Linked DNA regions of Homo sapiens: all the other regions are linked to region 3. Evidence: chromatin loops called from intact Hi-C (ENCODE). Cell type or tissue: mammary epithelial cell. All regions are shown on one strand. Region 1 holds the start of LOC124907724 (a long non-coding RNA gene). Region 2 overlaps MYT1L (myelin transcription factor 1 like). Region 3 overlaps PXDN (peroxidasin).

Region 1 (2,500 bases), 75 kb before region 3:
TTGGTTGCTTCCCTAACTGCCTCACCTCTCAGTCGCCCAATTAAACTCCCTCCACTGTAACCCTGAAACCCTCTCGGTGCTTCCCCCTCCTGCAGAGGCCTTGGCTAGCCCCAGCGCGGCTCATGGAAGGCAGGAAGCAGACCCTCTCCCCGAGGGTGGACAGAGGGTCGCCCACCTCCGCACACAGCGTGCCAAGGGCCTGGGCTGGGGAGGCCTCTGTCTACACCCAGGACCCCTGTTGGGGAGGGGGTTATTAGCGGGACCCCTCTCCCAGACATGAGCCTTCCACCCTCTGACTTCATCACCTAGGCATGCAGAAAGCCCCTGTTGGCGCCTATCTGAGAAAAATGTGGAATCTAAGTGTGCGGCTTAATTTACATAAAGATCCCATGGGGGAGGAGCAGTGAAGATGTGACTCTCACAAGGTGAGGACCCTCAGGACCCCTCTTCTCTCCACTCCTGGGCATGTCCCGGGTGCCTGACCCGGTGCTCTGGCGGATGGAGGGACCTTTGGACAGAGAAGTGGTGACTCTCCATGCTTAGCATTTAAATTCTAGAATCTCATCTTTCTGTGGCTGAACTGAACACAGTAAATTGTGTTCTGAGCCTGCAGCTGCCTCTCACCGTGGGTCTGCCAGGAGCCTGGTGCCCTGCCCGGCTGTCCTTTGCTGTGGTTGAGCTGACACTGACCGGGAACTCACTGGGAACATGGCTCTGACCCACTCACCTGAGCCTTGTGACATCCAGCAAGGGGGACAAGCCTTTTCCATACGACCTCGGGCCCCAGCATGAGCACCCAGGAGAAGATCTCAGCGCAGCTCCTGCTGTGAGCTGGTCTTCAGACAGCCGCCGCCATGGTCTTCACGGGCCTGCTGTCCTGGCACCCTGCCTGGCATGCTGTAGCACACAGGGCAGTGTGTGCAGAGAAGGGGGCCCGGGACCAAGTGTCTCTTCACTCACTGCGTCTAAGTACTATGTGTGACAACGAAACAGTGTTCCTTGGCACAACTCACACCTGGAAGGAGTGTTTGCTGTGGGACAGATCACAAGACTGGGGGCGGATAACAGGATTGGAAAGTGGCCATCAGAGGGGGTGAGAGTATTTCACCTGGGCCCGGAGAACATGAAGCTTAAGCTGTTGTGCTCCTGCTCAGACAATTCACCCGCAGACGCCGGGCTGGGGAGGTGCGAGGCTTCTGTGGGCCTCTAGAGGGCAGACGCAGGAAGCCGTGAACAAAACACACGGCTGCACATTCAGCTCCACAGGGGAAGAGCTCACCACCAAAACCTCATTCTTTCAGGCCCAAGTCATTGCACTGACCACCCCCTGCCCAGACTCCCCTGCCAATGCCACACACATGCAAACGAATGCTATGCCACTCGGGGGTCTTCAGGGACACATAGGATGGGGTCCATAGGATGGATCCGTGGATGGGGATGGGGAGAAGGGAGGGAAGGAGGGAAGGGATTGGGGGAAGAAGGAGGAAAGAAGAGAAGGGAGGGAGGGAGGGAGGGGGGGAGGGGGGGGAGGGAGGGAGGGGGGGGAGGGAGGGAGGGAGGGGGGAGGGAGGGAGGGAGGGAGGGAGGGAGGGGGGAGGGAGGGAGGGAGGGAGGGAGGGGGGAGGGAGGGAGGGAGGGAGGGGGGGAGGGAGGGGGGGAGGGAGGGAGGGAGGGAGGGGGGAGGAGAAGAATGAACGAAGGAGGGAAAGAAGGAGGGAGGGATGAATGGATGCAAGGATGAGTACATGTATGAATAGGTGAGTTGATGGGTGGATGGATACATTGATTGATGGATAGATTTTTTAAATCGGCTCAAGTGATTGTGGGGCCAGCAGGTCTGAAATCAGGAGCTGAAGCTGCAGCCTTGAGGCAAAATTTCTCCTTTTCTGGGAAACCTCAGGTTTTGCTCTCAATGCCTCCACCTGCTTAGACAGGGCTCACTCACATCATCAAAGGTCACCTCCTCCACCTAAGGTCAACTGATGATAGAGATTAACCACAACCGCAATACCTTCAGAGCAATGTCTAGATGAGTGTGGCCACGTGGACATATAAAAGCAATCACCACAGGTGACTTGGGAGATGCCTGTTGAACTGGAAAGAAAAGCCACCAATTCGTGATGCCCTGAAATGCTCCTGTGGGTGGCAGCAGGTGGGGAGTGTGGATGTCAGGTACAGGCCGCCGTGTCTGAGCGAGGGTGGACTACACACTAGGGAGCCTCTGGGCCACTGGGTGACACTCTGAGAAGTGTCACTTGAAGGTGGCACCAGCGCACTTGGAAGGCATTGAGTATCTGCAGTCACAGGGCCCCTCCTCACGATGGAATGTCCATACCCAGCACTTCCCCTGGAGTTCTGTTGAGATGCTGAAATGACCTCATAATCATTATTATGATGTTTCTGATGATTTCTAAACTTGAGCAAACTTAAAGCAGAGAATGCAGAGGTCTTTTCCAGATGTTTCTAGTCTTTGTCACCCACCCCAGCGAATGTCAGGGCA
Region 2 (2,500 bases), 140 kb before region 3:
CATCTGGGTGGTCACACGGCCACCCACAGCTGCACTTTCTGCACCACCTGCCTGTGTGGCTGTGGCCGAGGCGTCCACCTGCCACAGAGGTCACTGTTCTAGAAACGCTTCCCTCTCTCCATGGTTTGAGAGCACCCTGTTTGGCACAGAATATTTTTAGGGGAAAAACCTCCAAATTCTGGATCTTGGCTTGAGAAGGGACCACGATGCCATTGCTTCCCACTGAGATGGAAGCAGATCTGATACACAGTCAGAGGCAGAAATGTCACGTGGCTCCAAGAACACCCTCCTGCCCTTCCTCACATATGCTGGGGCCAGAGTCCGGGAAGCGAACCACAGGAGAGCTGCTCTCGTGGCGACCGGGGCAAATGCAGGACAGGCTGTGGCTGCTGCACCAAATCCCTGTTTGCTTATTGAGGAGATGCTCCGTCATCATGAGTCAATCAGTGACAAGAATAGGATTAAAATACACAGTAACAGTGTACACCTGGAGTGTATTGTGTCTCATATAAATTACATATTATATAGTTAGAGTATTAAAATAGTAGCAGTGGAATAGGGAATAGTAAAATAAATAAAATGTTATTAGAGTGAAACTCACTGTGAAGGAAACTGTTTGCCCCTGGCTGTGTGGAGCTGATGTTCAGAGGATACTGAATCGCAGACAGCACCTGGCTGGGCTCTTCCCACCCGCAGCTCTTTGTCGTGAGTTCTCATCCTAGCACCTTCCAGCTGCAACAAAGCTTCTACACACACTCCCACCTCCTCTCAAATTACTTATTTTTCTTCCCAATCTGTGTGTCTTGTTAACCATATCCCCCTTCGAAAGTTTCACTTATTTAGTTATTTCCAACTGTAATGTTCTCCAGGAAAAGGCCCTTCTAGCTGATGTCCTGATAAAAAATGTCAGGGCCTCCCGGAGCTCGGTTTGAAGCCCTTCTAAAGCTTTCGCTGGAACCTTCATCTGGAATCCCTGGTGCTGACGCCTGGTGCCAGACGTCTGGGGCCTGGGGCAAGCGGGTGGAGCAGCCGCCTAACTACTTGCTGCCCGGAACCTCCCCGCACTGAAACTTGGTGACTTCCAAACCTACACTCAGCAGCACTTGACTTTAATTGGAGAAGCGTTTCTGTAACAGGCCGCTGGGTCTCAGGTTCAGAACTAACGTGTGAGTAAAATAGTAAGCACCCTCTTTATAATTTACACCCGGGACCAGCCGTGGGCTGACCTCCTTGGCTGAGCCAGGTGTGTGGACTTTCCCGAGAGCCCGGGACCAGCACCGCCCCCAGGCCACCGCTAGATGGCACTGTCACCGCACCAGGGCCGCCACCACCCCCCAGGGCCGCGCTGGGCCTGCTCCCAGGGTTCTCTTCCAAATTGGACCTGAGCTGGCAGTGCAGTCACCGGATTGGAATTGGCAGCACCGACACAGCCGCGTTTGGACAGAATGCATCATTCTTCAGGCCCGTCTTTGTTTCCTAATTTAGTTTCCCAAACTCTTGCTGAAGGCTCCTGCTCCTTAAATAACACCATTATTTGTCATTCCCAGCAGGCAGTTTTATTAACTGAGAGTGAAGAGAAGCAGCGTGAGACTGTGGGCAAAGCCGGTGCTGAACCGCAGTGTGGGTCCAGGAATGTGGACTCTGCAGTTTCCGGCCGTGTGGCGCCCCTATCCCCCCACCCATGGGGGACTTGCCTCCCTGCACCGGTGGCCTCTGCTTCCTGGAGCCGTCGGTCCTCTGGGTGGTTCTCTCCCATGCACTTAATTAACCGCACATAACTTAGTTCTGTTCCTTTATTTTCAAGGTAGGAGAAGCCAGGATGGGGAGATCCCTAATAGATATGACTAAATACACTTAATAAGGAACTTTGTAATCAAGTCATGAGAAAATGGGCCTTTTTGACATAAGAGTGGACAAGTACCCCAGTGCCCACCTCCCAGCAGGAGCCACCTTCTGACCACACTGCATGATTTCAGGAGCTGAGGCACCCATGGGGAGCTGAGGACAAGGTGGCCGTGTGCAGCCCCTCTGGAGCACGGCGTCTGCAGGGACCCCTGGGTGCTGCCGACAACAGGGGTCCACCCTGGGACGGAACCAACTGGCAGGACCCCGGGGTCCTCTCGTCTACCTCTCACCCTACAATGCAGGCCCCAGGCCCCCAGCCGGGCAGTGAGGCCCTGTGCATACACTGGGGCATAGGAACGGGACAGGGCCACCCCCTGGGGGGCCACAGCTGTCACTGTGCGCTCACTCAGTGGCCTTGAAAGAAGCGCCTGAAGCGAGAGAACATGGGTGACGGGGTTTCCCTGAAGTCAAGTCAAAGCAGCCAACGTGCACCATGTCCATCCTCATTTTATGCGCCTTCGTCTTGGCGTAGCCTCAGCAGCTGCTTTTGGCTGTGGCTTTTAAGCTGTGAAAGTATTTGCTGGGAATGTCCTTGGCTCCTCACGCAGCACCTCCTCCCCGTTAGGCTGGTTTCTCTGCTGGATCTAAAACAGGA
Region 3 (2,500 bases):
TTTATTTTCATGTCATGGTTTAGACTAAAAAGGTTTCCATTTTCTGGTTGGGCACAGAAAGGCCCCGGATCACCTCCGAGCCCCAGGACGCAGATGTGACCTCGGGGAACACCGTGTACTTCACCTGCAGAGCCGAAGGCAACCCCAAGCCTGAGATCATCTGGCTGCGAAACAAGTGAGTTGGGGCCAAACAGAAATGCCCCTGTGCATCTCTCGGAGTTACACTCAGACACCCAAACCACACCTCACTCCCCACCAAGGCCCACGTCCACTTTTCCTCCTCCACGTAGGGAAAAGTACAAAGGAGAAACTATTTCTGCTCCTTTTCCGGTCTTACATGGCAGGGGGTGTGACGACGTTTCTGCCAGGCTGGGGCCCCTTCCCCACTCTCTCCTGGGCAGCACAGGGGTGCCCTGGCTGGGCAACGCGTCACTGCGGCCCTTCCCGGTGGGAGGGAGGGAGAGCATGCTGGTTGTTCTCTCCCTGCCTGCTGACGTCTGGCAGCAGCCTGTTTGCTCTGGTCACTGTTGTTGGCAGCCTTGACCTGGGGCATTGTGACCAACCTGAGTGGGTGCGGGAGGGGCCCTGACCTCTGCTGGGACGGCGTCCTCAGGAGCCTGGAGCGCCATGCAGCTGCTGACACAGGTTCGCTCAGCTCCCGTGTGGATCTAACTTGTCTCCCAAACAAAGGAAGTCTTCTCTTGTGTCCACAAACATGCTGTGGACCTGTTAAGGCTAAGACGGCCCTGGCTGCGGCTGTCAGGGTGACGGAGGGAAGTCCTACCGCTGACCATTACATGCGTCCTGGCAGCGAGCCCCACCTGTGAGCCAGGTGTGGGGAGCACCCCTGCGCTGCTGGGGTTTGTGAGCTGGGGCTGTGTTGGTTAAGGAGTGATGGAGTCTAGGGGGAAGAGATGGGAGGAGGTGAAAGGCGTGCAAGGGGGGTGGGTGGGGCAGGACCTGGGTGCAGGGGCAGAGAGGCCTAGGTGGGAATGAGGTCAGATTGCCGGAAGGCACCTGGGGCCAAATCACTGAGGGTCCTAAGTTGGAGTGGAGCACTTTCAAAGTGACCTTTTGAAAGGAATCCTTAAAAGAAAATCCTGAAGTAAAGCCACCATGTCCTACCTTCTCCCATCTGCCTGCGTGAGGACAGCTTCTGAAGGAGCTCCTCCTGCCGGCCCAGCCCCAGCACTCCTGCGCTGCTCCTCTCTGGCCATGTTTAGTCATGAGGCAGCAAGAGGGATGCGTCTGAGATGTGAGCCCTGTGATACTCGGGCTCAAACTGAGTCATTGTTTGATACTCGGGCTCAAACTGTGATGAGGCACAAACTGAGTCATTGTTCCAGACTCCAGAGGCAAACCGGGCTGGGCTTGGCTCTCGGGCAAGGTGGTGTTTATAGAAGAGATGGACAGGAGCAGGGAGCTGGCCATCCCCAGTGGTCAGGAACAGAATGGGAAGATGTGTTCATGCTGAAGAGGACATGGGAGGTTTGTTCCAGCTCTAGATTTTGTTATCCTCATGACTGAAAAGTCATATTGACCTTGGCTGCAGTGCCGGACAAGGAGCCTGTAAGGTGCAGTCACTCTCTTCACAGCTTTTGTCTTGGATGGCTCCCAAGTTGATGAGATTTAAAATCCAGAGAACACTGGAGGAATTCTGCAGTATTATGTTGTGTGCATTTAAAAGTCAGGGAAGCATAAATTTGGCCCCAGTCCATCACACCTACATTTTATATACGAAAAAATTGATGCCCGCAGTTGAAATCTCACAGCTAAATATGGCAGAGCTAGAGCCAAAGCCCTGAGGCCTGGTGACCTGTGCTGGGCTCTGCCCTCCACCAGCTCGAGTCTCACCTGCCGGCTGGCCTTACCTAACATCCAGAGTCACCTGCAGGCCACCCTCACCTGCTGGCTCGCCGTGTTTCTGGTGGGGGGGATTGGGCCACATCAGAGAGAGTCTTGTTTATGGGGCCTAAGCTGACATTGCTTCCATCCAGCAATCCCTGTGGGTAAGGACAGATTGCAAGTTGGGGGATTGGTGCCAGGCGAGGAGAGCATGAGGAAGATTTGGGAGAAGGTGGGCGTTGGTCTTTCGAGTGTTCCCGACGGTTTGGCTGCGCGCTGGCAGGTTTCTGAGGGCGGTCATGGGGAAGTGCTTTTGCACAGTGCTGGTGCTGCTCCTCCTGCATGAGCGACCCAGCTTGGTCCAGGCTGCACAGGCTCCTTAGGAAACTCGCGTGGAAGGTGATGAATCTCGTGCACTGAGGAAGTGGGTTTCTGTTTCACAGAGGTCTTGTCTGTCTTGGTGATCTGCAAGTAGGAGTTCTCTGTAGGCCCGTCTGCATTCTCAGAGGGCTCCGTGCCTGGCTGTTCTTACTCTGTCCTCACACTTGCCATAGACTGGGATCTCAGTGGCATCCAATGTCACCTCTCTCCTCTTCACCTGCTTCTGCATAAAGGGAACTAAAGTGAAGTTACAGGTGGGGTGAGGGTGAGAGGC

Evidence for each region. Peaks named below come from ENCODE experiments on the same cell type or tissue, not always from the same donor. Only the 100,000 strongest peaks of a DNase experiment are listed, where the experiment ranks them.
Region 1: a loop joins it to region 3, with 5 times the contacts of the local background. A loop is called at or near these places in 27 of 110 quality-filtered maps.
Region 2: it touches region 3 in a loop (10-fold over the local background); 12 of 110 quality-filtered maps call a loop at or near these places.

The regions. Positions count from the first base shown.
Region 1 is chr2:1,749,702-1,752,201 of GRCh38, reverse strand. It overlaps LOC124907724 (a long non-coding RNA gene), which reads right to left and starts at 1,475. Exons shown (of 2, transcript XR_007086189.1): 1 at 728-1,475. RefSeq lists an enhancer at 422-922. In mammary epithelial cell, a CTCF peak has its summit at 1,213 (motif pointing right); a DNase peak (open chromatin) is centred at 1,201.
Region 2 is chr2:1,816,493-1,818,992 of GRCh38, reverse strand. The region is part of intron 21 of MYT1L (myelin transcription factor 1 like); the gene reads left to right. Among named protein-coding and RNA genes, the nearest start is that of PXDN, 73 kb to the right of the region's middle. RefSeq lists an enhancer at 1,747-2,500. In mammary epithelial cell, a CTCF peak has its summit at 1,304 (motif pointing right); a DNase peak (open chromatin) is centred at 1,392.
Region 3 is chr2:1,674,602-1,677,101 of GRCh38, reverse strand. It overlaps PXDN (peroxidasin), which reads left to right. Exons shown (of 23, transcript NM_012293.3): 8 at 58-175. Among named protein-coding and RNA genes, the nearest start is that of LALTOP, 50 kb to the right of the region's middle. In mammary epithelial cell, a CTCF peak has its summit at 1,187 (motif pointing left); a DNase peak (open chromatin) is centred at 1,281; H3K27ac peaks cover 2,178 bases.